Linked DNA regions of Homo sapiens: region 1 is linked to region 2. Evidence: chromatin loops called from intact Hi-C (ENCODE). Cell type or tissue: chondrocyte. All regions are shown on one strand. Links, peaks and the distances in the headings refer to the core of each region. The heading gives the core; the rest is flanking DNA. Region 1 has its middle 8.9 kb from the start of MED7. Region 2 has its middle 12 kb from the start of THG1L.

The links. Hi-C counts contacts between places; a loop is a spot of excess contacts. Peaks named below come from ENCODE experiments on the same cell type or tissue, not always from the same donor. Only the 100,000 strongest peaks of a DNase experiment are listed, where the experiment ranks them.
Region 1: it touches region 2 in a loop (4-fold over the local background); 4 of 110 quality-filtered maps call a loop at or near these places.

Annotation. Positions count from the first base shown.
Region 1 is chr5:157,144,175-157,159,406 of GRCh38, reverse strand. No RefSeq gene overlaps it. Among named protein-coding and RNA genes, the nearest start is that of MED7, 8.9 kb to the right of the region's middle. In chondrocyte, for the core only: CTCF peaks have their summits at 10,166 and 10,368 (motif pointing left); no DNase peak of the experiment used is centred there.
Region 2 is chr5:157,712,227-157,727,458 of GRCh38, reverse strand. No RefSeq gene overlaps it. Among named protein-coding and RNA genes, the nearest start is that of THG1L, 12 kb to the left of the region's middle. In chondrocyte, for the core only: a CTCF peak has its summit at 8,781; no DNase peak of the experiment used is centred there.

The DNA.
Region 1 (15,232 bases), core at 5,875-13,874, 570 kb after region 2:
AAAGCGATATTTTGCCAAAAGCAGTATAAGATCACTCATGCAGTTGTCATGTTAGGGTGGAGTCTTTGAAGCAGAGGAAACTGGTCTATGGTGAGAAGAAGCAAGGTGCCTCAAAATGTCAAATGCCATCATGGCTGGCAGGGCAAGAACGGAAGGCGAGATGCTAGAGGGAGCAGCAGGGGACAGACTGTGCAAGGCTTTGAGGTTCGCATATGCTACTTTGACTTCTGTCCTTAGTAATGAGAAGCCACTGAAACATTTTAAGTTGAGGAGTGACTTGATCAGATTTGTATTTTGTAAAGGTCACTGTAGTTGCTGTGAGAAAAAAATATTTGGGAAGGTAGTTGTTAATATGTGTCCTTATGTAATTCCTGTCTTTTGCTGCAGGATCTATAAAATGAGATTACAGGAGATGTTTTGAAAGACATGTTCCCATTAGAAATGTCCATGTGATGGCTGGGTGCTGTGGCTCATGGCTGTAATCCCAGCACTTTCGGAGGCTGAGGCTGGCGGATCACCTGAGGTAAGGAGTTCGAGACCAGCCTGGCCAACATGGTGAAACACTGTCTCTACTAAAAATACAAAAATTAGCCAGGCAGGTGGTGCATGCCTGTAATCCCAGCTACTCAGGAGGCTGAGGCAGTAGAATCTCTTGAACCTGGGAGGTGGAGGTTGCAGTGACCAAGATCGGCCATTGCACTCCAGCCTGGGTGGCAGAGCGGTACTCTGTCTCAAAGAAAAAAAAAAAAAAAGAAATATCCATGTGGGGTATACGTGGTGATGCACTATCAAGACCCTCCTTCAATGAAGGACTTGTGTCCTCAGTTGCTGAGAATGCTGCCGGCAGACAAGTTTCAGCTGGCAGTGAGTTTGGAAATTGTGCCAGTTGCAGAGATTTCTTTCACCCAATGTGATGCTCTTTCCAGAGCCCACATCAAGAACTGAGTGATGCAGAGTATGAAAGTCTGGCTGTCAGCCCAATACAGACCAAGTCTGAAGGGCTATTCTAGTTCCAGAGCTTCCTGAGGAGCCTGCATCAAAATTCACCTTCCTTCCCTGTGTACTCCTACTTCCACCCTTTTCCCTTCCACAGGTGCTGGTCCTAAGAGCACTCCTTAACAAACATCCTTCCCACAAAACTCTGTCTCAAAATCCGCTTCACAAAGAACACAACTTACAACACTATGTCAGTGTAATGCGCTGGGGTCACCTCCTTGAGACTTCACTAACCTTATGAAAAGTGTTGATGATAGCCAGGAAGGATATAACGTAGCATATACAATTTTGAATTTAAATAATTTTAAAACTAGGTATATTTGCTTACTGCCAAATTAATTGGTCTATTTTAGAAAATTCAAAACATGTAGAGATAAAAAAGGAAACAAATATTTAATTGATTGCTTCGATAATTCACTTCTTACTGCTTCCAGAAAGTTGGAGTAGACGTGTTTTTCTCTGTTCCTCCTGATCAGTACAACTAAAGATTTTGAACATTACATATAAAACAAACAGCAGAAGACTTGAAAGGTGGAAAGAAAGCTAGGAACTTCAGGAACTGAGGAACAACATGCTGGTTATTTCCCTGGGTTTTATGTTTGTTTGGTTAATTTTTGCCTCATATATTCCACAACCTGGAGGTGAAGAAGCTGGAACCACCTATACCAAAAAAATCCCAACAAAAAATATGATCAGGAAAAAATAAATAAATAAATAAATAAAATAAATAAATAAAGGGCCAGGACAGGGGCAGCCAAGAAAAGCAGAAAACTTTTACACAAACACAAACTTCAGCCAAACATCACAGAAAAGAAAAAAAAAAAAAAAGCTGTGGCCCCACCCTCACTCATGACAGCAAAGGCTGAGTTGGAGTTGAGATTAACATCCTCATGAGGCTATAACGAGGCCTCCTATACCCCAAGTGTGTAGTATCAGAGAATGCCAAGGAAGGAGCTTGGACTTTGACTTTCACTCCTGATAGCTGGTAATGAAGCCCTTCCCTCCTCTTCCCTGTGCTAGTGGTGTCCATATGGGGAGTTGGAACTCCCACCCTTGCCCAGTAGTCATGGTAAGTCCACCCTGGGGGCCAAGTAGGGAACCTGAACTGCTATAGAAGTAACGAGGTGGCACACCCCCTCCCCATCTCCTGCTGGAGTAGAGTCATAAGAAGCCTGTTGAAAGTAAATTTAAATAAGATTCAGAGTCTCCCAATGAATAAATGTCCAGACTTAAACCAAAAATCACGAGTCACACCAAGAAATAGGAAAATTCAAAATGGAATGAAAAGAGACAAACTATAGGTGACAATATCAAAAAGACAGAGATGTTAAGTTAATATCATAAAAATTTTAAGGCGTCCATGAAAACGGAGTTAGGAATGTGCTTGGAACAAATGAAAGAAATAGAAATCCTCAGCAAAGAATAAAAAAACTTCAACAAAGAAAAAGAAGATGAAAAAGAAGAACCAAATGAAAATTTTAGAACTAAAACTATAATAGCTGAAGAAAAAAGCTCAGTGGTTGGGCTGAACTGCAGAATGGAGGAGAAGAGAAAAAAATCAGTGAACTGAAAGAGGATAATAGAAACTACCCAATCTAAACAACATAGAAAATAGTGATTAGAAGAAAAATAAAGCCTCAAGGCCTTGTGGGACTATAACAAAAGATCTAACGTTGTGTCACTGGAGTCCTAGAAAGAGAGAAGAAGGGGTAAGTTTGAAGAAATAGTGATTGAAAGCCGTCAAATTTGGCAAAAGACATAAATCTACAGATTGAAGAAGGTGAAATAACACCAAATAGGGTGAACTCAGAGAAATCCATGCTAAGACAAAGCACAATTAAATTCTGAAAACAAACAAACAAAAAATGTTGCCAAGGTGGGAAGATCACTTGAGCCCAGGAGTTTGAGAACAGCCTGGGCAACATAGGGAGAACCCGTTTCTAAATTTTTTTTTTTTAAATTAGCTAGGCATGGTGGTTCACACTTGTAGTCCCAGCTACGCAGGAGGCTGAGTTGGGAGGACTGCTTGAGCCTGGGAGGCTGAGGCTGCAATGAACTGTGATCGTACCACTGCACACCAGCCTGTGAAACAGAGAAACACCCTGTCGCAAAAAAAAAAAAAAAAAAAAAATTTTTTTTGTTTAAGTAGCTACAGAAAAATGGTGTAATATCTACAGGGGAAAACAACTCAAATGACAGTGGATTTCTTATCAGAAACCATGGAAAACAGAAGTAAGTGGCACATTGTTTTTCATGTGCTGAAAGAAAAGAGTTGAAAACCCAGAATCCCATCCCAGCAAATTAATACTTCAAGAATAATGGGAAAATCAAGACATCATCAGTTGAAGGAAAACAAAATTTGTCATCAGTACGCCTATCCTACAAGAATGGCTAAAGGAAGTTCTGTAAACAGTAAGGAAATGATTTATAAAAAGTAGGGAGAGATTGTGGAAGATAAAGAAGAAAGAACATGGTAAGCAAAAATATGGGAAAACACAGTAGATTTTTCTTCTCTTGCATTTTCTAAGTTATGTTTGACAGTTTAAGCTGTCTGATGGGATTAAAATTTTGTAAAGGAAGTATCTAAGGCCACTATATTATAAATGTGGGAGAGTAAAGGGATAGAAAGGGAGGTAAGTTTTCCATATTTCACTCAAACTAGTAAAATGACGCGATAGATTGTAAAAAAGTTATGTATACATAATAGAATACCTACAGCAATCACTAAAAAAGCTAAAAAGAAGATATACTCAAAAACACTATAGATAAACCAGAACAGAATTTCAAAAACTGCTCAAGTAAACCACAGGAAAGCAGGAAAATAAAATAGAAACAAAAACACAGAGAACATAAAGCGAAAAATAAAATGGCATACATAAGCCCTGACATATTAATAATCACGTTAAATGTAAATGGTCTAAATACACCAATTAAAAGACATTGGCAGAGTGAACAAAAAAGCATGACCTAACTACATGCTGTCAACAAAAGCTCCCTACAAATATAACGACATAGGCATTTTGAAAGTAAAACAATGAAGAAAGATACATTACAAAAACATTAATCAAAGTGAACCAGAAATAGCTATATTAATATAAGATAGACTGAAGAGCAGAGAAAATTACCACAGAGTGGCATAATGACAAAAAGGATATTAAAGGGAACAAGAAGACATAGCAATTCTAAAAGTGTTTCAACCAATTATAAGAGCTGCAAAATATGTATAGTAAGAACTGGTAGAACCGAAAGTAATAAACAAAACCAAATTTGTAGTTTGAGACCTCCACACCCCTCTCTCAAAAATTTAAAGAACAATTAAACAGAGAATTGGTAAGTATACAGAAGACATCAGTAACACTATCAACTAACAAGATTTAATCAAAATTAATAGAACACTCCATTCAACAACAGCAGAATACACATTCTCATCAAGATACCACAGAACGTATACCAAGATCAGGACAACATCCTGGGCCATAAAAGAAACTTCAACAACTTTAAAAGAATTGAAATAATATAATGTGTTTTCTGACCACAGTGGAATCAAACTAGAAATCAATAACAGAAAGGTAACAGGAAAATCTCCACTTAGAACTGTGTTGTTAGAATCTAAGAGGTCAAAGAGGGTCAAAATGGTAGTCTTAAGGGAAATAAAAATTACATTGAATTGGCAGGGCACAGTGGCTCATGTCTATAATTCCAGCACTTTGGGAGGTTGAGACAAGAGGTTTGCTTGAGCCTAGGATTTCAAAGTAGCAATGAGCTATGATTATGCCGCTGTACTCCAGGCTGGGCAACAGAGTGAGACTCCAGAAATAAAATAGAAATAGAAATCATATCAAAACGTGTGGGATACAGGTAAGTAAAGGAACTAGCACTGTATGCATACACTTTCTAGAAAAGACAAAGGGGTTTTTTTCTTTTTATTTCTTTCTTTTTTTTTTTTTTTTGTTTGAGACAGGGTCTTGCTCTGTCACCCAGGCTGGAGTGCAGTGGCACAATCTTGGCTCACATAAACGTCAATCTCTCAGGCTCAAGCAATCCTCCCACCTAAGCCTTCTGAGTAGCTGAGACTACAAGCATGCGCCACCACACCTGGCCAATTTTTGTATTTTTAGTAGAGATGGGGTTTTGCCATGTGGGCCAGGCTGGTCTCGAACTCCTGACCTCAGGTGATCTGCCCATCTCAGCCTCCCAAAGTGCTGGGATTGCAGGCGTCAGCCACTGCACCTGGCCTAGGCTCACACCTTATTTAAAAAAATGAACTCAAAATAGATCACTGACTTACTTTAAAAAACAGAAAACTATAAAACTTTTAGGAAAGAAACATGGGGGATAATCTTTGGGAACTAGGACTAGGAAAAGAGTTATTAAACTCAACACCAAAAGTATAACTAGTAAAGGGAAATATTGATAAACTAGACTCCTTCAAAATTAAAAACTTTCACTCTATGAATGACCCGGGGAAAAGAATAAAAACAAGCTAAAAACTGGAGCAAATATTTGCAAACTTTATATTCCACAAAGGACTAGTATGTAGAATATATAAGGAACTCTCAAAATTCAACATTAAAAAAAACAAACAGTCCAATTAGAAAATGGGGAAAAGATATCAAATTTTTATCAGAGGATATACAGATAGTACATAAGCCCATGAGAAAATATTCAGCATCATTAGTCATTAGGGAAATGCACATTAAAACCACAATGGTTTAATACTATACACATATAGATAATACTATAACCATATTAGAATGATTAAAACAAAAATAATAAATAAGGAACAACACCAAATTATGATGTAAAACCAGAGAAACTATACCACCCACACATTTCTAGTGGGCATGTAAAGAAAGCCAATGAGGAAAACAGTCTGGTAGTTTTTTTTTTTTTTTTTTTTTTTTTGAGACAGAGTCTCAATGTGTTCCCCAGGCTGGAGTGTAGTGGCGTGATCTCAGCTCACTGCAACCTCCGCCTCTTGGGTTCAAGTGATTCTCCTGCCTCAGCCTCCCGAGTAGCTGGGATTACAGGCATGTGCCACCATGCACAGCTAATTTTTTAAATTTTAGTAGAGACAGGGGGTTTCACCATATTGGCCAGGTGGGTCTCAAACTCCTGACTTCCAGCTACTCAGGAAGCTGAGGTGGGAGGATCATCAGAGCCTGAGATGTTGGGGCTGCAGTGAGGCATGATCACACCACCGCACTTCAGCCTGGGTGAAATAGTAAGACCCTGTCTCAAAAAATAATAATAAATATTTTAAAGTTACCCACGAATGACGGTGCACACCTGTAGTCTCAGTTACCCAGGAGAAGGAGGTAGGAGAATGCTTGAGCCCAGGAGTTTGAGGCTACAGTGAACTATGATTGTGCCACTGCCTGGGCAACAGAGTGAGACTATGAATCTAAAACATGAAATAAAACAAAACAAACAAAAAACTCCCAAACAAACAAAAGATAATGATATCCAGGGGTTTGGTGAGAGGGAGGACATGCCAGAGCACAAGGGATTTTTATGGCAGTGAAACTTTGTCTATGGTACCATAATGGTGAATACGTGTCATCATATATTGTCAAACCCATAGTGTATAACACCAAGAGTGAAGACCAGTGTGAACTATGGACTTCAGGTACTAATGATGCGTCAATGTCAGCTCATCAAAATCAAATGAACCACTCTGGTGCAGGATGTCGATGACAGTGGAGGCTGTGAGTGTGTGGGGGGAGCGGGTATATAGGAACTCTTTATACTTTCCACTCAGCTTTGCTGTTAACCTAAAACTGCTCTAAAGAATAGTCTATTTAAAAAGTAAAGTAGAGTGGTTGGCTGGGCACGGTGGCTCACGCCTGTAATCCCAGCACTTTGGAAGGCTGAGGTGGGCAGATCCCTTGAGTCCAGGAGTTCAAGGCTAGCCTGGGCAACGTGATAAAACCCCGTCTCTATTATAAGTATGTTTTTATTGGCTGGGCATGGTGGCTCATGCATATAAACCCAGTACTTTGGGAGGCCAAGGTGGGAGGATCATGTGAGGTCAGGAGTTCGAGACCAGCCTGGCCAACATGGTGAAATCCCATCTCTACTAAAAATACAAAAATTAGCTGGGTGTGGTGGCAGGCACCTGTAATCCCAGCTACTTGGGAAGCTGAGGCAGAAGAATTGCTTGAATCCAGAAGCTGAGATCGTGCCATTGCTCTCCAGCCTGGGTGACAGAGCGAGACTCCATTTCAAAAAAAAAAAAAAAGTTTTTAATTATAGGAAAAGGGAAGAAGGTAGACTGGTTGTGGAATTACAGGGCATCTTTTTAACCCCTTGGAAGAAAAGTTTTGTTCCCTCATCAGACATGACTCTTCAAATGCGCTTTGAAATCTGTGAGATTGCTTTCTCTAATTTGTATGTAATCAACAATAAATACATAGGGAGATAATAACAGTACTAATCAATATCAAATCTCAAAGAAATTTGGAGATTATATGATTCAGTGTTTGTCAAACTTTTGCACATATTGTTCTTTTTAAAAAATTAAAAATATAAAATCATAAATGGAACTTAGTAAACAAAAGAGATGAAGGTGAGGGTCCTCTGGCTGAAAGTAGGGGTAGAGTGGGCAGCCTGAAGCCCCACCAGCTTGGCTCCCCTTTGCCTCAGGGGACACCTGGAATGCATTTCCGTGACTTGGAGGCCACTGGTTTGACCTGAGATTCTCACTTTACTGAGAATAATGTGTCTTGCTTGAGGTTACCTATCTGACTGGTTGAAATCAGGTCTATGGAATCTCAGGCCAGACTCTTTTCCATTCTGCTTTACCCTGATTGATTTGGGGGGATTCTCAGGTTAACACATGTTGGAAGACAAACTGGGACTCAGGTGTCAGAGGTGGTGGAAGATGATAAGGAGACAAAGGAAAGGAGACTAGAAGGAAGATAGTCAAATTCTGTGCAATACATAGACTGGAGACTGAATGGGGTAAAGAAACCCACAGGGGTCAGAATTCATAAAATCTGTCTCTGTCAGAAGCCCAGGTTCTAAGAGAAGTTCATCTTGGACCTGAAGCAGGGTGGAATCAAGTGGGTAAAGACTTTCCCAGATAACTGTAGGGAAGTAGCACCTGGACTTGCCATGGTTTGGGCCACTGTGACTGCAGCACCTAGGAAAGTAGCTGGCATGTAGTAAGTGAGCAATAAATATTGGGTGAATGCCACCCTGGGGAACATGGCAAAACCCTGTCTCTACAAGAAATATCCAAATAGCTGGGCGTGTTGGCACATGCCAGTAGTCACAGCTACTCGGGAGGCTGAGGTAGGAGAATCACTTGAGCCTGGGAGGCAGAGGTTGCAGTGAGCTGAGATCCTGCCACTGCACTACAGCCTGGGCGACAGAGTGAGACCCTTTCTCAAAATATTTATTTCCTAATAAATACATCCATTCGCCAAAGATATATAATATATAAAAATACAGAATATATAATTATATAAATACATTATATATAATATAAAATATATAATACATAATATATAATTTATATAATATATAAATATATTGTATTTTTGTAATGTATATTTTAATATACATTACAAATCTATATTAAAATATATATGATATATAATATATATATTGGGGGTGAATAAATGCATCATTAAACTTTAAAATCCTGTCTAAGAGGGCACTACCACCCATACCCTCGGGAAAATAATTCTGGCCTTTTACAGTTTCATGAAAAACCTCTCTTCTCTAAATGGTGGTATGTGAACTACTAATCCTGTCTTTATTTAAACTGTAATATTTTGGCTGGGAGTGGTGGCTCATACTTGTAATCCCAGCACTTTGGGAGGCCGAGGCAGGCGGATCACCTGAGGTTGGGAGTTCGAGACCAGCCTGACCAACATGGAGAAACCCCGTCTCTACTAAAAATACAAAATTAGTCGGGAATGGTGGCGCATGCCTGTAATTCTAGCTACTCGAGAGGCTGAAGCAGGAGAATCACTTGAACCAAGGAGGTGGAAGTTGCGAGAGCTGAAAAGAAATTGTAATATTTTGTAGATCATGAGTTTTTCCCTTAATTTTTTAATTTAAAATATTGTGTTAAGATATTATTTATCTTTTTTTTTTTTTTGAGACGGAGTTTTGCTCTTGTTGCCCAGGCTGGAGTGCAATGGTGCGATCTCAGTTCACCGCAACCCCCGCCTCCCAGGTTCAAGCAATTCTCCTGCGTGAGCCTCCCAAAGGGCTGGGATTACAGGCGTAAGCCACCGCGCCCAGCCGATATTATTTATCTTGATTACTGAGTTTGCTCCTCCTTAATTTTGTGCATGAGGCGTGTTCCTTACACACCTCCACTTAGTCTTGATCCTGATATGAAGCTACACTGAAAGCAGGTAGTTCACATTTGTACACACACCATTCAGGAGATTTTTTTTCTTCTTTCTTTTGCTTTTGCTCAAATCTGTCTTTGAACAAAAATATATTCAACATTGGCCATGTGTGAGGTAATTCCAGGGATTGTTAAGGGGATGCCCAGATAAGTCAGGAACTTAGCTACAGCCATAGAAATAAAACAGGCGCATAATTACAACTTCAGCTAGAGGAGTGCTGTAAGAAGTAAAGGAAAGAGGCTTTGAGTTGGTGAGAGGTAATTTTTATTTGGGTGAACTGAGAGAAACCTTTTGGAGAAGACCATCTTTGAGATGGATCTTAAAGCGGGAACTTAAATGGATCGGACAGAGCCCAGATCCTTTAGGGAGTGTATAGAAAATCAATCAATCAATAAATCAATAAAACAGTTATTTTTTGTTGTTGTTGAGACGGAGTCTTGCTCTGTTGCCCAGGCTGGAGTGCAATGCTGCAATCTCAGCTCACTGCAACTTCTGCCTCCTGGGTTCAAGCGATTCTCCTGCCTCGGGCTCCCGAGTAGCTGGGATTACAGGCACACACAGCCACGCCTGGCTAATTTTTGTACTTTTAGTAGAGACAGGGTTTCGCCATGTTGGCCAGGCTGGTCTCCAACTCCTGATCTTAGGTGATCCACTTACCTCAGCCTCCCAAACTGCTGGGATTACAAGCGTGAGCCACCGTGCCCGGCCGTAATGGGTATATTTTGTGATAATTCAAAGAACAGGTATGATGATGGCATGGCTATTTTTTTCCTCTGGTGAAATTCCACATAAGGTAAATGTAGATTTTAATAGTAACAGCTACAACAAATTCAAAAGGGCTTACCTGCCTTTTTGTAGGATTACAAATTCATTTTAGGTTCTTCAGCCTGCAAGTAACAACTCAGGAGGACCCAATATGCAAGACACAAATCTTTCCCATAGAAAAGTTTAAGCTGGGGATTATTTCCAAATGCCAAGGTTGCTGCTCCCCCTGCTGGTAAGAAAAAATGCTGTAGGCAAAGCAAACCACAAGCACTCTCCCCACCCATGTGCTGCACACAGATCTGGATTGTTGACGTTTTAGTGATAAGGTCATTAGCAGCCATGAAGTAACAACAACAAAAAAATAGTGATTAGGAATTGAAACTATACTGCAGACTGCAGAAAAAAAATACATTAGCAATGACTCTCATCCAAAGTGCATCATTAAGGCCGGGGACGGTGGCTCATGCCTGTAATCCCAACACTTCGGGAGGTCAAGGTGGGTATAAGGCAGGAGACCACTACTACTCCTGCTGCCTTCCTCCCCTCACCTTGCCTAGTTCACAAGACAGGAGGAAAGAGAGAAAAAGCAAAAAGTTGGAAAAAAACAAAAGTAAGATAAATAGCCAGACAACCTTGGCAACACCACCCAGCCCTAGGAGTTAAAAAAAGTAACAATAACATCAACCCCTGACCTAAACTACTTGTGTTATCTGTAAATTCCAGACACTGCATGAAAAAAGCATTGTAAAACTTTTTGTTCTGTTAGCTGATGCATGTAGCCCCCAGTCACGTTTCCCACGCTTGCTTGATGTATTACGACTCTTTCACATGGACCCCTTAAAGTTGTAAGTCTTTAAAAAGGCCGAGAATTTCTTTTTCGGGGAGCTTGGCTCCTAAGACACAAGTCTGCCGACGCTCCTGGCTGAATAAATAACCTCTTCCTTCTTTAATCCGGTGTCTGAGGAGTTTTGTCTGCGGCTCTTCCTGCTACAGGTGGATCACCTGAAGTGAGGAGTTCAAGACCAGCCTGGACAACATGGTGAAACCCCGTTTCTATAAAAGTAAAAAAATTAGCTGGGCGTGATGGTGTGCATCTATAGTCCCAGCTACTCAGGAGGCTGAGGCAGGAGAATCACTTGAACCTGAGAGGCAGAGGCTGCAGTGAGCCGAGATCACACCATTGCACTGCAGCCTGGGTGACACAGTAAGAGCTTGTCTCCAGAAAGAAAAAAAAAAAAAGTGCATCGTTAAAACCATATACAGTATATGAGCTTATAAAAATCAGGAAGAAACAGGGACTGGAGATGAAATTTTTCTTTTCTTTTCTTTTCTTTTTTTTTTTTTTTTGAGACGGAGTTTCACTCTTGTTGCCCAGGCTGGAGGACAATTGTGCGATCTTGGCTCACTGCAAACTTTGCCTCCCGGGTTCAAGTGATTCTCCTGCCTCAGTCTCCTGAGTAGCTGGGATTACAGGCGTGTGCCACCATGCCTGGCTAATTTTGTATTTTTAGTAGAGGTTTCTCCATGTTGGTCAGGCTGGTGTCGAATTCCTGACCTCAGGTGATGTGCCTGCCTCGGCCTCCCAAAGTGTTGGGATTACAGGCGTGAGCCACCATGCCCAGCCTTTTTTTTTCCGTTTTTTTTTTTGGCAGAGTTTCACTCTGTTGCTCAGGTTGGAGTACAGTGGCGCTATATCAGCTCAAGCAATCCTCCTACCTCAGCCTCCCAAGTAACTGGGACCCCAGGTGCATGCCACCATGCCCAGCTTGGAGATAAAAATTTTTACTTGCTATCTTCCAATGATTCTGCCGGGCTGATCAGCAAGCCAAAGATACAATGTAACTGACTAACAGACGCTCAGGGATTACTATCTATAAACCTGCCTACCAATGACAGAGGTAGTAAGGCCAACAAAATCAACAAGTTGCTGTAACAATTCGACTTCTATAAGCATAAATAAACAAATAAAAGGAGTTTTGACCCTTACTGGGCATCAAATACAAAAATTAACCCCAAAAGGATCATAGACCTAAACGTAAAACTTAAAATTAGAAAACTTGTAGAAGAAAACAGAGGAAAAATCTTTGACTTTGAGTTAGGCAAAGATTCTTGGAAAGGACACAAAAAGTATGAGCCATAAAATAAAATAATTGATAAACTTGTCATCATCAAAATAAAAAAACTCTGCTTGCTGAAAGACACTTAAAAAATGAAATGATTAACCACAGACTAGGAGAAAATATTTGTAAAAGACATATCTTATCAAGGACTTATATCTTGTGTGTATTTGTGTGTGTGCACCCTTACAATTCAATAGTAAGAAAACATGCCAATTTAAAAAATGGGCAAAAATTTTGAACAGACAGTTCGCCAAAGAAAAGATATACATGGCCAGTAAACACATGAAAGATACCCAATACTAAGGAAATGCAAATTAAAATCATTATACAGATATTAGAATAGCAAAAAGTAAAAATTAAAAGGATAACACCAATTTGCAGATTGAGGGCAACTATACCTCCGATAGATTGCTGAGAAATGAAAAATAAGCAGCCTCTTTAGAAAACTGCTTGGTAGTTTCTCATATAGTTAAACATATAATTATTATAATGTCCAGCAATTTTGTCACTATGTTGTTATCCAAAAGAAATGAAAACATATGTCCATACAATTGACTTGCATGGGAATGTTTATAGTATCTTTGTTAAGAATCACCTCAAACTGAAATAACCCAAATGTCTATTAACCAGTGAATGGATACATGAATTACAGTATATTCATACAATGGAATATTCCTTATCTGTAAAAAGGAACAAAGTATTATACATTGAACAACATTGATGGACTTCAAAAGTATTATGCTAAGTGAAAGGAACCAGACACCAAAAACTACATACTTTCTAATTTCATTTATATGACATTCTGCAAAAGGTAAAACTATATGAACAGGGATCAGATCAGTGGTTACTAGAGGATGGGGATAAAGGGAAGGAATTGAAATAAAAAAAAGTTGTTTGGGGTGATGAAATATTCTACATCTTAATCCGGGTGGTAGTGGTTTTATGTCAGTATGTATTTATCAAAACTCTTATAACTATTCACCTAGAGTTAATTTTATTCTATGTAAAGTATCCCTCAATAAATCTACATTTTAAAAAATCAATAGGGTGGAAACTAAAAATTTCTGCTTGTAATTTAGGTTCAAATGACAGCGATGTTTTTTATAATGTGCCAAGATCCTAAGGGAGGCAAGAAGTCGGTTACCGTGTGTCTTTGCCCATTTCATCTCCCCTGCTCTTTCTTTCTTTGCTCACTAGCTATGGAGCACACAGGCTGCCTTCCTCTCTCTAATTCAGAAAGATCATGGCAGCCCCACGCTCTTTGCATTTGCTGTCTCCCAGATCTCTGCAGAATTCACTCCTTCATATTTTGTTTCCAAAGTTAACCTTCTGTGAGAGGCTACCCTGACCACCCTGTGTAAAGTAGCTATTCCCCAACCCACGTCACTATCACATTAATCTGTATTATACTTTCCCCCATAGCCCTTACCACTATTCGAAGTTTTTACTTGTTTGTATACTTCTTGTCTGTGTCTCTCTAGAACACCTTCTAGAAAGAACACTTTTTTCAAAGGCCCCACTGGCTTTTGTCTGTCTTTTTAGCCTTCTAGACCAGTGCCGGCACAACAGACACACAATATACAGATTTATTCAACGAGCATATTCCTTGTTAAGCTGTAGTAGGCATCTTTAAGTAATAAGCTTTCCATTGAGATTTTGCCAATATAGTCATATAATTAAATGTTTAACACACATCATATTGTCACTAGCCCTTCTCATGATATGGACTTCATATCCATTATTCATTTGAAGTTTATTGGAAAGAACACTAGATTGATAGTCAAGAGTCCAAGATTCTAGCCTTGATTCTGCTACTAACTGTTAAGACACTGCCCCTTTGGGCCCAGTAATTCTATTTCTAGAAATTTATTTCAAAGAACAAAATTGGACACATGCACAAACATATATGTACTGGGATCTCATCATCCTGTGTAGTTACACTGGATCAAATTTGGAGAAAAATAATTTAACACAATGAGGATCTGGCTAAAGAGACTGTGGTATAACCACCAAAGCCACGCTATGAATTTATTTGAAAGTGATGATTGTATTCATTTTGTTTCTTATTCAATAAACACTTATTGAGTATTTGCCAATTTCAGGCACCGTTGTATGTAGGTTCAAACACAACAGCAGTAAATGAAACAAAGGTCCCATGCTCATAAACCTGATATTTTTGATGGATAAGAAAGGCAATAAAATACATAAATATACTATGTAAGATGATTTCAGATGATGAGAGGTTCTATGAAAAAAAGATAATACATAGTAAGGGTTTCAGGGGCATCTCCCAAGAGAAAGATTAGGGATGCGCTATTTTGCATAGAGTAGTGTAACCCCAGAAGAACTCTTTGAAGTCACATTTGACCAGAAACCTGAATGAATTGAGGAAATGAAGCCGGGCGCGGTGGCTCACGCCTATAATCCCAGCACTTTGGGAGGCCGAGGCGGGCGGATCACGAGGTCAGGAGATTCAGACCATCCTGGCTAACACGGTGAAACCCCGTCTCTACTAAAAATACAAAAAAATTAGCTGGGCGTGATGGCGTGTGCCTCTAGTCCCAGCTGCTGGGGAGGCTGAGGCAGGAGAATGGCGTGAACCTGGGAGGTGGAGCTTGCAGTGAGCCGAGATTGGGCCACTGCACTCCAGCCTGGGTGACAGAGCAAGACTTCGTCTCAAAAAAAAAAAAAAAAAAAAAAAAAAAAAAAAGGAAAGAAGGAAATGAGACGTGTCAATATCTGTGCAAAGAGTTCCAGGCAAATGCATTGGCCCCAAGGCCGGGATGTACTTGGCAATTTTGTAGGGCCTGTGATATAGGCCAGGGGAAGGATGTCAGATTTTATTCTAAAAGTCATAGAAAGCCTTGGAGGATTTTGAATAGAGGAGTGATAAGACCGGTCTTATATTTTAAGAAGGTGTGGTAAATAGACTAAGGGAGGACAAAAAATCAAAGAAGTCCAGGTGAGAGATAATGGTGGCAT
Region 2 (15,232 bases), core at 4,475-12,474:
GAAAAAAAAAAGGGATGGGTAACATAAAAATGTGAATCAATATGCTAGTTCTGGGCAATTATCTTGCAAATTCTGCCAGGTAATGAAAGTGAGTAAGGTGCCCATAACCTGGAGGTTTCTTTGTTTGCGAAAATAAAACCAAGGAACTTCATAGACCCCCAAAGGGGAATTCTATATCTTGGCAAGTAAAATTTTAGATGGAAATTACCTGCCACACCACACTTGTGGGAACTGCTGTCCTCACTCTACTATTTGCATTAGGGTTATACATGGTAGCACCTTCTTTTTTTTGTTTTATTTTTTTAAATTTTAACTGATCCTTCTGATAGATTTTTTTAAAAATTATTATACTTAAAGTTCTAGGGTACATGTGCATAAGGTGCAGGTTTCTTACATAGGTATACATGTGCCATGTTGGTTTGCTGCACCCATCAACTCATCATTTACATTAGGTATTTCTCCTAATGCTATCCCTCCCCCAGGCCACTATCCCCCAACAGGCTCCAGTGTGTGATGTTCCCCACCCTGTGTCCAAGTGTTCTCATTGTTCAGTTCCCACCTATGAGTGAGAACATGCGGTGTTTGCTTTTCTGTCCTTGTGATAGTTTGCTGAGAATGATGGTTTCCAGCTTCATCCATGTCCCTGCAAAGGACGTGAACTCATCTTTTTTTATGGCTGCATAGTATTCCATGGTGTGTATGTGCCACATTTTCTTAATCCAGTCTATCATTGATGGACATTTGGGTTGGTTCCAAGTCTTTGCTATTGTGAATAGTGCCACAATAAACATATGTGTGCATGTGTCTTTATAGTAGCATGATTTATAATCCTTTGGGTATATATGCAGTAATGGGATGTCTGGGTCAAATGGTATTTCTAGTTCTAGACCCTTGAGGAATTGTCACACTGTCTTCCACAATGGTTGAACTAATTTACACTCCCACCAACAGTGTAAAAGCATTCCTATTTCTCCACATTCTCTCCAGCATCTGTTGTTTCCTCACATTTTAATGATCACCATTCTAACTGGCGTGAGATGGTATCTCATTGTGGTTTTGATTTGCATTTCTTTGATGACCAGTGATGATGAGCATTTTTGCATGTGTCTTTTGGCTGCATAACTGTCTTCTTTTGAAAGTGTCTTGTTCGTATCCTTTGCCCACTTTTTGATGAGGTTGTTTTTTCTTGTAAATTTGTTTAAGTTCTTTGTAGATTCTGGATATTAGCCCTTTGTCAGATGGGGAGATTGCAAAATTTTTCTCCTATTCTGTAGATTGTCTGTTCATTCTGATGGTAGTTTCTTTTGCCGTGCAGAAGCTCTTTAGTTTAATTAGATCCCATTTGTCTATTTTGACTTTTGTTGCCATTGCTTTTGGTGTTTTAGTCATGAAGTCCTTGCCCATGCCTATGTCCTGAATGTTATTGCCTAGGTTTTCTTCTAGGGTTTTTATGGTTTTAGGTCTAACATTTAAGTCTTTAATCCATCTTGAATTAATTTTTGTATAAGGCGTAAGGAAGGGATCCAGTTTAGGCTTTCTACATATGGCTAACCAGTTTTCCCAGCACCATTCATTAAATAGGGAATCCTTTGCCCATTTCTTGTTTTTGTCAGGATTGTGAAAGATCACATGGTTGTAGATGTGTGGTGTTATTTCTGAGGGCTCTGTTCTGTTCCATTGGTCTATACATCTGTTTTGGTACCAGTACCATGCTGTTCTGGTTACTGTAGCCTTGTAGTGTAGTTTGAAGTCAGGTAGCGTGATGCCTCCAGCTTTATTCTTTTTGCTTAGGATTGTCTTGGCTATGCAGGCTCTTTTTTGGTTCCATATGAACTTTAAAGTACTTTTTTCCAATTCTGTGAAGAAAGTCATTGGTAGCTTGATGGGGATGGCATTGAATCTATAAATTACCTTGGGCAGTATGGCCATTTTCACAATATTCTTCCTATCCATGGGCATGGAATGTTCTTTCATTTGTTTGTGTCCTCTTTTATTTCGTTTGGCAGTGGTTTGTAGTTCTCCTTGAAGAAGTCCTTCACATCCCTTGTAAATTGGATTCCTGGGTATTTTATTGTCTTTGCAGCAATTGTGAATGGGAGTTCACTCATGATTTGGCTCTTTGTCTGTTATTGTTGTATAAGAATGCCTGTGATTTTTACACATTGATTTTGTATCCTGAGACTTTGCTGAATTTGCTTATCAGCTTCAGGAGATTTAGGGCTGAGACGATGGGGTTTTCTAAATATACAATCATGTCATCTGCAAACGGACAATTTGACTTCCTCTTTTCCTAATTGAATACCCTTTATTTCTTTCTTGTGCCTGATTGCCCTGGCCAGAACTTCCAACACTATGTTGAATAGGAGTGGTGAGAGAGGGTATCCTTGTCTTGTACTGGTTTCAAAGGGAATGATTCCAGTTTCTGCCCACTCAGTATGATATTGACTGTAGGTTTGTCATAAATAACTCTTATTATTTTGAGATACGTTCCATCAATACCTTGTTTATTTAAAGTTTTTATTGAGAGTTGTTTATTGAAAGTTTTTAGCATGAAGGGCTGTTGAGTTTGTTGAAGGCCTTTTCTGCACCTATTGAGATAATCATGTGGTTTTTGTCTTCGGTTCTGTTTATATGCTGGATTACGTTTATTGATTTGCATATGTTGAACCAGCCTTGCATCCCAGGGATGAAGCCGACTTGATTGTGGTGGATAAGCTTTTTGATGTGCTGCTGGATTCAGTTTGCCAGTATTTTATTGAGGATTTTTGCATCGATGTTCATCAGGGATATTGGTCTAAAATTCTCTTTTTTGTTGTGTCTCTGCCAGGCTTTGGTATCAGGATGATGCTGGCCTCACAAAATGAGTTAGGGAGGATTCCCTCTTTTTCTATTGATTGGACTAGTTTCAGAAGGACTGGTACCAGCTCCTCTTTGTATCTCTGGTAGAATTCGGCTGTGAATCCATCTTGTCCTGGACTTTTTTTGGTTGGTGGCTATTAATTGTTGCCTCAATTTCAGAGCCTGTTATTGGTCTATTCAGGAATTCAACTTCTTCCTGGTTTAGTCTTGGGAGGGTGTGTGTGTCCAGGAATTTATCCATTTCTTCTAGATTTTCTAGTTTATTTGCATAGAGGTGTTTATAGTATTCTCTGATGACAGTTTGTATTTCTGTGGGATCAGTGGTGATATCCCCTTTATCATTTTTTATTGCGTCTATTTGATTCTTCTCTCTTTTCTTCTTTATTAGTCTTGCTAGTGGTCTATCAATTCCGTTGATCTTTTCAACAAACCAGCTCCTGGATTCATGGATTTTTTGAAGGTTTTTTTGTGTCTCTATCTCCTTCAGTACTGCTCTGCTCTTAGTTATTTCTTGCCTTCTGCTAGCTTTTGAATGTGTTTGCTGTTGCTTCTCTAGTTCTTTTAATTGTTATATTAGGGTGTCAGGTTTAGATGTTTCCTGCTTTCTCTTGTGGGCATTTAGTGCTATAAATTTCCCTCTACAAACTGTTTTAAATGTGTCCCAGAGATTCTGGTATGTTGTGTCTTTGTTCTCATTGGTTTCAAAGAACATCTTTATTTCTGCCTTCATTTCATTATGTCCCCAGTAGTCATTCAGGAGCAGGTTGTTCAGTTTCCATGTAGCTGTGTGGTTTTGAGTGGGTTTCTTAATCCTGAGTTCTCATTTGATTGCAGTGTGATCCGAGAGACAGTTTGTTGTGATTTCTGTTCTTTTACAGTTGCTGAGGAGTGCTTTACTTCCAATTACGTGGTCAATTTTAGAATAAGTGCAATGTGGTGCTGAGAAGAATGTATATTCTGTTGATTTGGGGTGGAGAGTTCTGTAGATATCTATTAGATCTGCTTGGTGCAGAGCTGAGTTCAATTCCTGGATATCCTTGTGAACTTTCTATCTCGTTGATCTGTCTAATGTTGACAGTGGGGTGTTAAAGTCTCCCATTATTATTGTGTGGGAGTCTAAGTCTCTTTGTAGGTCTCTAAGGACTTGCTTTATGAATCTGGGTGCTCCTGTATTGGGTGCATATATATTTAGGATAGTTAGCTCTTCTTGTTGAATTGATCCCTTTACCATTATGTAATGGCCTTCTTTGTGTCTTTTGATCTTTGTTGGTTTAAAGTCTGTTTTATCAAAGACTAGGATTGCAACCCCCCCTTTTTTTCTTTTTTTTGCTTTCCATTTGCTTGGCAGATCTTTCTCCATCCCGTTATTTCAAGCCTATGTGTGTCTCTGCATGTGAGATGGGTCTCCTGAATACAGCACACTGATGGGTCTTGACTCTTTATCCAATTTGCCAGTCTGTGTCTTTTAATTGGGGCATTTAACCCATTTACATTTAAAGTTAATATTGTTATGTGTGAATTTGATCCTGTCATTATTATGTTAGCTGGTTATTTTGCCTGTTAATTGATGCAGTTTCTTCATAGCATCGATGGTCTTTACAATTTGGCATGTTTTTGCAGTGGCTGGTACCAGTTGTTCCTTTCCATGTTTAATGTTTCCTTCAGGAGCTCTTGTAAAGCAGGCCTAGTGGTGACAAAATCTCTCAGCATTTGCTTGTCTGTAAAGGATTTTATTTCTCCTTCACTTATGAAGCTTAGTTTGGCTGGATATGAAATTCTGGGTTGAAAATTCTTTTCTTTAAGAATGTTGAATATTGGCCCCCACTCTTTTCTGGCTTGTAGGGTTTCTGCTGAGAGATGTGCTGTTAATCTGATGGGCTTCCCTTTGTGGGTAACCTGACCTTTCTCTCTGGCTGCCCTTAACATTTTTTCCTTCATTTCAACCTTGGTGAATCTGACAATTACGTGTCTTGGGGTTGTTCTTCTCGAGGAGTATCTTTGTGCTGTTCTCCGTATTTCCTGAATTTGAATGTTGGCCTGCTTTGCTAGGTTGGGGAAGTTCTCCTGGATAATATCCTGAAGAGCGTTTTCCAACTTGGTTCCATTCTCCCCATCACTTTCAGGTACACCAATCAAACGTGGATTTGGTCTTTTCACATAGTCCCATATTTCTCAGAGGCTTTGTACATTTCTTTTTACTTTTTTCCTCTAATCTTGTATGCTCACTTTATTTCATTAATTTGATCTTCAGTCGCTGATATCTTTTCTTCCACTTGATCGAATCAGCTATTGAAGCTTGTGCATGCATCACGAAGTTCTCGTGCCATGGTTTCCAGCTCCATCAGGTCATTTAATATCTTCTTTACACTGTTTATTCTAGTTAGCCATTTGTCTAACCTTTTTTCAAGGTTTTTAGCTTCCTTGCAATGGATTAGAACATGCTCCTTTAGCTCAGAGATGTTTGTTATTACCGACCTTCTGAAGCCTACTTCTGTCAACTCATCAAAGTCATTCTCCATCCAGCTTTGTTCTATTGCTAGCAAGGAGCTGCGATCCTGTGGAGGAGAAGAGGCACTCTGGTTTTAGAATTTTCAGCTTTTCTGCTCTGGTTTCTCCCCATCTTTGTGGTTTTATCTACCTTTGGTCTTTGATGTTGGTGATCTACAGATGGGGTTTTTGGTGTGGATGTCCTTTTTGTTGATGTTGATGTTATTCCTTTCTGTTTGTTAGTTTTCCTTCTAACAGTTAGGTCCCTCAGCTGTAGGTCTGTTGGAGTTTGCTGGAGGGCCACTCCAGACCCTGTTTGCCTGGATATCACCAGTGGAGGCTGCAGAACAGCAAATATTACAGAACAGCAAATATTGCTGCCTGATCCTTCCTCTGGAAGCTTCGTCCCAGAGGGTCACCCACCTGTATGAGTAGTCTGTCGACCCCTACTGGGAGGTGTCTCCCAGTTAGGCTACATGGGCGTCATGGACCCATTCAAGGAGGCAGTCTGTCTGTTCTCAGAACTCAAACACTGTGCTGGGAGAACCACTGCTCTCTTCAGAGCTGTCAGACAGGGATGTTTAAGTCTGAAGAATTTTCTGCTGCCTTTTTTTCAGCTATGCCCAGCCCACAGAGGTGGAGTTCTATAGAGGCAGTAGGCCTTGCTGAGCTGTGGTGGGCTCCACCCAGTTCGAGCATCCAGGCCACTTTGTTTACCTACTCAAGCCTCAGCAATAGCGGACGCCCCTCCCTGCACCAGGCTCCAGCCTGGCAGGTGGATCTCAGACTGCTGCGCTAGCAGTGAGCAAGGCTCCATGGGGGTGGGACCCACTGAGCCAGGCACGGGAGAGAATCTCCTGGTCTGCCAGCTGCTAAGACCATGGGAAGAGCCCAGTATTTGGGCGGGAGTGTCCTGTTTTTCCAGGTACAGTCTATCATGACTTCCCTTGGCTAGGAAAGGGAAATCCCCTGACCCCTTCTGCTTCCCATGTGAGGTGACGCCCCACCCTGCTTCGGCTCTCCCTCTGTAGGCTGCACCCACTGTCCAACCAGTCCCAAAGAGATGAACCAGGTACCTTAGTGGGAAATCACTCGTCTTCTGCGTCAATCACACTGGGAGCTGCAGACCAGAGCTGTTCCTATTCAGCCATCTTGGAACAGACCTCCCATGGTAGCATCTTTAAACTGAAATATTGGACAGAGAGTTTCCATTGCTGTAGTATTTTGCTTAATTATTATCTTTATAGCAGGGATAATAGTTGACAAAAAGGAAGCATGAAAGTTTTACCATCACTGAGTCTGCTAGGCCTTTTTTGGGGTTTAGTAATGCAGTTTTAAATGAAACATGCTGCTTTTGGATTAACACCGCTAGTAAAGTAGAGGAAAATCTACAGGTACTTAAAAATCAAATCAGCTGGGCATGGCAGCTCATGCCTGTAATCCCAGCACTTTGGGAGGCTGAGGCAGGCAGATGACCTGAGGTCAGGAGTTCGAGACCAGCCTGGCCAACATGGTGAATTCCTGTTTCTACTAAAAGTACAAAAAATTAGCCGGGCATGGTGGCACGCACCTGTAATCCCAGCTACTCAGGAGGCTGAGGCAGGAGAATTGTTTGAACTCGGGAGGCGTAGATTGCAGTGAGCCGAGATCACACCATTGCACTCCAGCCTGGGCAACAACAGCAAAACTCCATCTCAGAAAAAAAAAAAATCAAATCATAATTATTGACAGGCTCAGGAAAAATGACAGCTTCAGCTCTGAGTGGCTACAATCCCTTTTTAATAAATTCCAGTCTTCTTTATGGAATTGGTTAACCCCTTTTTTAAGCACTCTCTTGCTTATATGTCTTGTATTGATATTTGGAGCCTATATACTCAATACTATAACTCAAATTGTTTCTTCTCACCTAGAAGCAATCAAACTCCAAACGGTGCTGTAAACTGAAACACACATGGAGATGCCATTCTTCTGAGGACCCTTAGATCCACCCCAGGAGGAGCCCTAGCTGCTGTTCCCCCATGTGACTCCCCTTTTCAGCAGAAAGTAGCCAGAAAGAACCATAACCCAAAACCCTCTAACAGCAGTTAGTGTGGCATCTCCATAGCGGGGAATGTTGTAGGAAGAGAGGTCCTTGGGAAGTTTTCTTTTTTTCTTTTTTTTTTGAGACAGAGTCTCACTCTGTTGCCCAGGCTGGAGTGCAGTGGCGCAATCTCGGCTCACTGCAAGCTCCGCCTCTCAGGTTCACCCCATTCTCCTGGCCCAGCCTCCTGAGTAGCTGGGACTACGGGTGCCCACCACCACACCCGGCTAATTTTTTTTTTTTTTTTTTGTATTTTTAGTAAAGACGGGGTTTCACTGTGTTAGCCAGGATGGTCTCTATCTCCTGACCTCGTGATCCTCCCGCCTCGGCTTCCCAAAGTGCTGGGATTACAGGCGTGAGCCACCGTGCCTGGCCAAGGGAAGCTTTTGTTTTTTAAAGCATCTCTGGAAAAGTTTCTCTTAAATCCCTGGCTCTTAGCAGCAGCCCACCAACCTTTGATATGCAAATACTGACCATTAGAAAGTGGGCCCACCCAAACATGGAGATTCCTGTGGCCTTCCTGCCCTTTCCCCACATGTTCCTGGCAACATGGCCACCTCCAAATATCCCCAGGAGTGTAGAACATCATGGCGCCCTACATTTGCATATTAAAAGGCTAGGGTGGGAGGGTCAGCTTTTTTACAGGCTACGTGAATGTCATGCCTAGTCAAACCAATCCCTTGAGCCCTGTGCAAATCAAACACCACCTCCAGCCTCTGCATATATACCTGGCTGGTGTCCCTGCCAGGTGGGGACCTCCTCTTTCAGCTTTGGAGCCCCCATCCCTGTGTCTCTGTATGGGGGAGCTTCTTTCTTCTGTCTTCTCCCTTCCTTCTTACCTATTAAACTCTCCGCTCCTTAAAAGCAAAAAAAAAAAAAAGAAAGAAAGAAAAAACAGGGTTTCCCCATGTTAACCAGGCCGGTCTCCAACTTGTGGGCTCAAGCTATCCGCATGCCAAAGCGCTGGGATTACAGGTGTGAGCCACTATGCCCGGCCCTGAATTCATGATTTTTAAAAATGTATTTTCCAGGCCCAGTGCGGCGGCTCATGCCTGTAACCTCAGCACTTTGGGAGGCCAAGGCGGGCAGATTGCTTGAGGCCAGGAAATTGAGACCATCCTGGCCAATGTGGTGAAACTCTGAGCTAAAAATACAAAAATTAGCCTGGCATAGTGGGGCATGCTTGTAAATCCCAGCTGCTCGGGAGACTGAGGCATGAGAATCGGTTGAACCAGGGAGGAGGAGCTTGCAGTGAGTTGAGATCTCACCACTGCACTCCAGCCTGGGCGACAGATCCAGATAATGTCTCAAAAAAATAAAGTGTATTTCCCAGCTCTGTCCATTGGGTGGAGATAAAATGACACTCCAGAAGCAGTAAGCATCCAGATCTTAACTTCAAATTACCATTCCCCATGAAAATGAAAATAAACTCCTTGAAGAAATGGCTGGCTCCACATTGTGGCAGAGGAAATTCTAGGCGAGCCTGGGACACTGTGTTGTCCCAGAAAGGAAGGAAATGCTCAGACTAATGAGTGTATCTCAAAAAAGATGAGCCAGCTTAAAGGGGTTCCCACTGGCCAAATATGCGATAATTTGGGCATTGATAAAAATAATAACTATAATTGATTGCAATTGTATTGCAATTGTATTGATAGTGCCTGTAATCTTAGCTACTTGGGAGGCTGAGGCAGGATAATCGTTTGAACCCAGGAGGCAGAGGTTGCAGTGAGCCAAGATAGCACCATTGCACTCCAGCCTGGGTGACAAGAGCAAAACTCCATCTTAAAAAAACAAAACAAAACAAAAACACACACGCCAAAAGAACATAATCAGACATATTCAGGATGCAGGGTATTATGTAAGATCACTGACTTGGCTTCTTCAAAAGTAAATTTTATCAAGAAGAACAATATCTTTGAACATGTGTCCTAGGAGAAAAAAGGAAAATGAAAAAGGAGGAGAAACAGGGAAGAAAGAAAAGGTAAGTGGAGGGCTGGGCATGGTGGCTCACGCCTGTAATCCTAGCACTTCGGGAGGCCAAGGCGGGTGGATCACTTGAGGCCAGGAGTTGGAAACAAGCCTGGCCTTGATGGGGAAACCCTGTCTCCACTGAAAATATAAAAATTAGCCAGCTTGGTGGCTCATATCTGTAATCCCAGCTATTCAGGAGGCTGAGGGAGGAGAATTGCTTGAACCTGGGAGGCAGAGTTTGCAGCAAGCCAAGATTGTGCCACTGCACTCCAGCCTGGCCAACAGAGCAACACTGTCTCAAAAAAAAAAAAAAAAAAAAAAAAATAGAAAAGGTAAGTGGGGACTGTTCCAGAATAAGAGATTTAAGAGACATAACAACCAAATACAATGCAAAACTCTTGACTGGATACTGGCCTAAAAACCATTAAAAACAGCTCTAAATTCACTGGGGAAATCTGCAATTACAAACAACCCTAGGTTTTAGTGGTTTGTAAAACAAAAGTTTATTTCCTGTTCAAGTCACTTGTACTGCCAGTTGACTATGGTTATATTCCTGATAGCTGTTTTGATCCCTGTGTCTTACCCCAAAACCCAGGAAATGATTAGAAAAGCTTCTACACCGCACAATGTGCATCTTGCTGCTCACAATATGTTTGCTGAAGCAATATGGCCAAGCGCTAAGATTATAGGGGAAGAGTGTGTCATCTTCCCATAGAGAAGAGGAAAGTGAATACTTTTGAGTAATAATATAATCTATTGCCACTCTTTATTAGTGGATACTAGGGAATTTTAAATTTTACAGGTATGATAATGTAGTGTGTAAAAGACTAATCTTAGGAGACACACTAAGAAGTATTTAGGGATGAGATAGTAACAGTAAAAAAGTAGATTGGTAGTAAAAGCAAAAGTGGCAAACTGTTAACAACTATTGAATCTAGTGGTGGTTTTATGGGTATCCATTATATATTTTTTTAACTTTTCTACATGTTCTGGGTGGAATTGTGACTCTCCTAAAATATGTTGAAGTCCTAACCCATATATCTGTGGATGTAACTTTATGTGGAAGTAGGGTCTTTGCCCTATTGGCTACTGTAAGCAATTAAAATGGGGTCATTAGGATGTGCCTTTAGCCCACTATGACTGGTTTTCTTATAAGAAAACAGAGACACACACAGAGAGGAAGAATGGCACCTGAGGAAGGAAGCAGAGACTGGAGTGATGCATCTACAAGCCAAGAAAGGTCAAGGATTGTCCTTGACAAGGCTGAGGCAGGAGAATCCCTTGAGCTTGGTAGGTGGAGGTTGCAGTGAGCTGAGATGGTGCCACCGCACAGAGACAGGGTAAGTCTCTGTCTGAAAAATAATAATAATAATAATTGAGATCACAGATTTGGACTGCAGAAACTGAGCTTTAAATTATCAAAGTGACAGGAAGATTAGGAAATCTGCCAAATGTCCGTTAAGGATGAACCAGAATGATTTGACAGGGCATATTTGAATGAACTGATAGAATAAACATAATAGATCAATATTGAACTAAGATGAATCAGGAAACTGGTTATGGTAAAGATAACTGCCATTTTTTTGAGCACTCGCAAATTGCTATGTGATGCTGCATAAACCTTGTACAGGTCATCCTTTTTCATCCTCAGAATAATCCATTTTACAAATGAGAAAACAAACAGAGGCTTATAGGGATTAAAAGTCTGCACTTTTAGCCACAACACTCTCCTGCTCCAATAAAATAGTTAGCACATGCTATGTCCCTGGTGCTGTGTTAAGCACTCAGGATACATTTTCTAGACCCATCCTCTCAGCCGCCTTGTTGAGAAGCATTATTCTCCTTACTTATCAGATACCTACAAGAGATACAATAACTTCCTGCAGTACTATATATGGGAACCAGGGAAGCTGGGAGACTCATCCAGATCACTGTCTTTACAGGTGAATTCTACCTAGATCCTACCTACTCTCAGGGTTCTGACAGGTGGAGAAGATAAGACGATTATACTGCAAGGGAAAACATGGTGGGTGTCATAGAGTTCCCACAGACAAAGTACCATGAGAATCCCCAGGAAGAATGTTATTGAAGGGGAAAAGTAAACCCTAAATTTCTTTGAAACTCACAAACCCTTTTGTAAAATTCTGCACACAGGGAATATAAAATGGTGTAGCTGCTATGGAAAACAGTATAGCAGCTCCTCAAAAAATTAAATATAGGGCTGAGCATGGTGGCTCACACCTGTAAGTCCAGTGCTTTGGGAGGTCGTGTGTGGAAGACTACTTCAGCCCAGGAATTCAAGACCAGCCTGGGCAATATAGCAAGATCCCATCTCTAAAAAAAAAAAATTAAAAACAACCGCTGGGTGCGGTGGCTCATGTCTGTAATCCCAGCGCTTTGGGAGGCCGAGGCCAGCAGATCACGAGGTCAAGAGTTGGAGACCAGCCTGACAAACATAGTGAAACTCCGTCTCCACTAAAAATACAAAAATTAGCTGGGTGCAGTGGCGCATGCCTGTAATCCCAGCTACTCAGGAGGCTGGGGCAGGAGAATTGCTTGAACCCGGGAGGCGAAGGTGGCAGTGAGCCAATATCGCACCACTGCATTCCAGCCTGGGCGCCAGGGCAAGACTCCATCTCAAACAAACAAACAAACAAAAAATTGAATTACCATTGGTCCTGCAATTTCACTTCTGGGTACATAGCCAAAAGAATTGAAAACACAGTCTCAAAGAGATATTTGTACAGCCATGTTCATAGCAGCTTTATTCACAATAGCTAAAATGAAGAAGGAGCCTAAGTGTCTATTAATGGATGAGTGAATAAGCAAGATGTGGTATGCATACACAATGAAATATTATTCAGCCTTAACAAGGGATGAAATTCTGACACATGCTACCACATGAATGAATCTTGAGGACATTATGCTCCATGAAATAACCAAGTCACAAAAAGACAAATGCTGTGTGATTGCACTCATATGAGGTGCCTACAGTAGTCAAATTCATAGAGGCAGAAAGTACAATGGTGGTTGCCAAGGGGTTGGGGAGAAGGGAATAGGGAGGTGTTACTTGGTGGGTACAGAGTTTCTATTTTATAAGGTGAAAAGGGTTCTGCAGATTGGTTCATAACAATGTGAATGTAGTTAACACTACTGGATTGTATACTTAAAATGGTTAAGATGGTAAATTTTATATCCTGTGTATCTTAGCATAATTAAAAATAAATTAAAAATCTTCACACAACAGGTATTTATGACCTAACTGGACCTCTATTTTTATTTTATAAATTTTCTGTTACTTAGAAGATCACTTGCTCACTGCAGGCTGACACAAAGAAAAATAATTTCCTTTGGCATAGAAGTCATTTTTCATTTGACTTGATGCTGACTCATTTGGTTTGTGCTAAAAGCTGCATTATGTAAATGAAATTTACATAATGGATGGTGAAGAGGGGAAAGAAGAAGGAATAATTTGTGTCTAAAATCTCCTTTCTCCTCTGAACCACTCTAATCTAATTTCTGGCTTGGAGTAATGTATGTGATTCCAGGAATGACTGCCTAGGTCTGTCTTGGTTTTGAGGCAGATATAAGCATTAGGACATACCAGGATATACAAGGGTATAAAATTTAGAACTATTATTCCAGAATAAGTTTATGATTACAGGGAGTTATAATTATTATATTTGTCCTGCATTTTTTAGGCATTGCTTACATAGGTCAGGGTGAATGGATTTTATTTCTAAAGAGTCATTGATTGTGTGTCCTTAAAAGGACACGTTCAAGTTAACTACTCATTCTTTCTCTACTTAACAGGGGTTCCAGAAGTCAGAGGATGTGGTTGATGGAGGGCTTGGAAAAAGATGTTAGGAAAAGAGAAAGAGGAAATTAAATGTATGTTGCCTAGTCCCACTTGACCTTGTTCCATTTAATTCCACAAATGTTCTCATTCATTTAACAAGTATTTCTTGATTTATTTCTATGTACCATGCACCAAGGCTATCACGCAACAGCAAACAAGACAGCCATGCTGCCTGCCTGGTGGGGTACACGGTCAGTTGGGAAAGACAGACCTGATGACAATTGTGTGAAGTGTTGTGAATCAGGCTGGAGGCCTGGCGCTGGGGGCAGGTGTGGCTGGGGATAGTCCATGAAGTTTCCCCTGAGGAAGCAGTACTTAAATTGAGACCCAATAATGAGATCATAAGACAGCATGCTTACAGGTTTCTGGAATATTTGAATTGTAATGTTGGGTGAATGTTTTGCCACAACATTTTGCTTGTATAAGACTTTGGAAAGGAACCCTGAGTAGTGTGAATTTCTATATCATGGGTCAGCCAATGAATAAACACTGATTGAGCACCTTCAAAGTGTGAGGGCACTGGATGATGTGTGAGGTGTCTGGGCCAACTGAGAATCATTTTGATATTTCAGATATCCAGGACTGATTAAATGGAAGAGATAGACAAAAGACAAAAAAAAAAAAAAAGAACTTTTGTGTCCATAGGTACTGACTAGGAGGATATCATTGATAATAATTATACCTTCTGGACATAAGAAACTTATTCCAAACCATATTCTCATACGTTATTCATTTTTTTCCTCTCTCAATGAGTCTGTAGGGCAGGTAAGACAACAGTTTTCTCCATTTTATAAGAAAGGAAACAAATGTTGTGGGGATTAGTTAAGTGATTTGCCCAATGTCCCACAACCTTCCAAACTAGGATTAGAACCTAGGCCTTTTGACACCAAATCCAAGGTCCCCTCCACTCTGCCACCTTGCCTTTCCATGCCTGTCAGGAATGAAGTAGATAGCTGTTGTCTTTGCATGCCCAGCATTTCATTTTTCTGACTTTGGACCAGGGAAGCCCAACTGTCCTTTCCCCACCTTCAGGCCATGTAGTCCAGGTGGAGATAATCCCTCCTCACCTGTTGCTCCAGGGTGAGCACACGGCCAAGACACTGTCATGTCCTAGTGTGAACTGGACAAAGATCCCTCTCTCCTGTCACACACAGTCCTGCACCAGGATAAAGGCTTGGTGAATGCAGCCTTCGCTGGATTTCAGCCCCTGCTTGTCCTTTTTTACAATGAACAACCTGCACAAATATTTGTGGCCTTCCTAATGACTGAGACCTAGCCAGTAAGGTTCTGAGATGTGGATCTGACCCAAGCCAGGTCAATGAGACAGTCTGGCCCTTTGCTAGGATGACGAGGAAAGACAGGCTCTCTTCCCATTAGAATTGTTAACACTGGTGGCCATGTTGCCTTCAAAAGGGAAGAGACCACCCAAGATTTCAGTTTACAGAAAGGAAAGAAAATATGACAGAGGGAGAAAAAAACTGTGATAACATTGAGCACCACACTTGGAGCCAGTGCTACCCCTGGACTCATAAGTTCCTGGAGAGGGGGACTTTGCTTAATATTTTTCAAATCTGAATCCCTTATGCCTAGAACAGTGCCTGACACGAAGGAAGCAATCAATAAATATCTGTTGAATAATTGAGCTGATAAATTCCTTTTTTGTTTTTCTTTTTTGTATATGTAACTGGTTTGTTGGAAGTCTCAATTCATTGGGGAGTATAAATAAAAAGTAACTTTATTTTTCCCAGTAACTGTTCTCTCATGTTCTCCTTTCTTACTGGTTAGCAATTTCCTTGGAGCATGGCTAGGCACGGTGGCTCATGCCTGTAATCCCAACACTTTGGGAGGTTGAGGTGGACAAATTGCTTGAACCCAGGAGTTTGAGACTAGCCTGCACAATGTGGCGAGATCCTCTCTCTCTCCCCACCTCCAAAAAAAAAGAAAACAAACAAACAAAAAAACCCAAAAACAAAAAC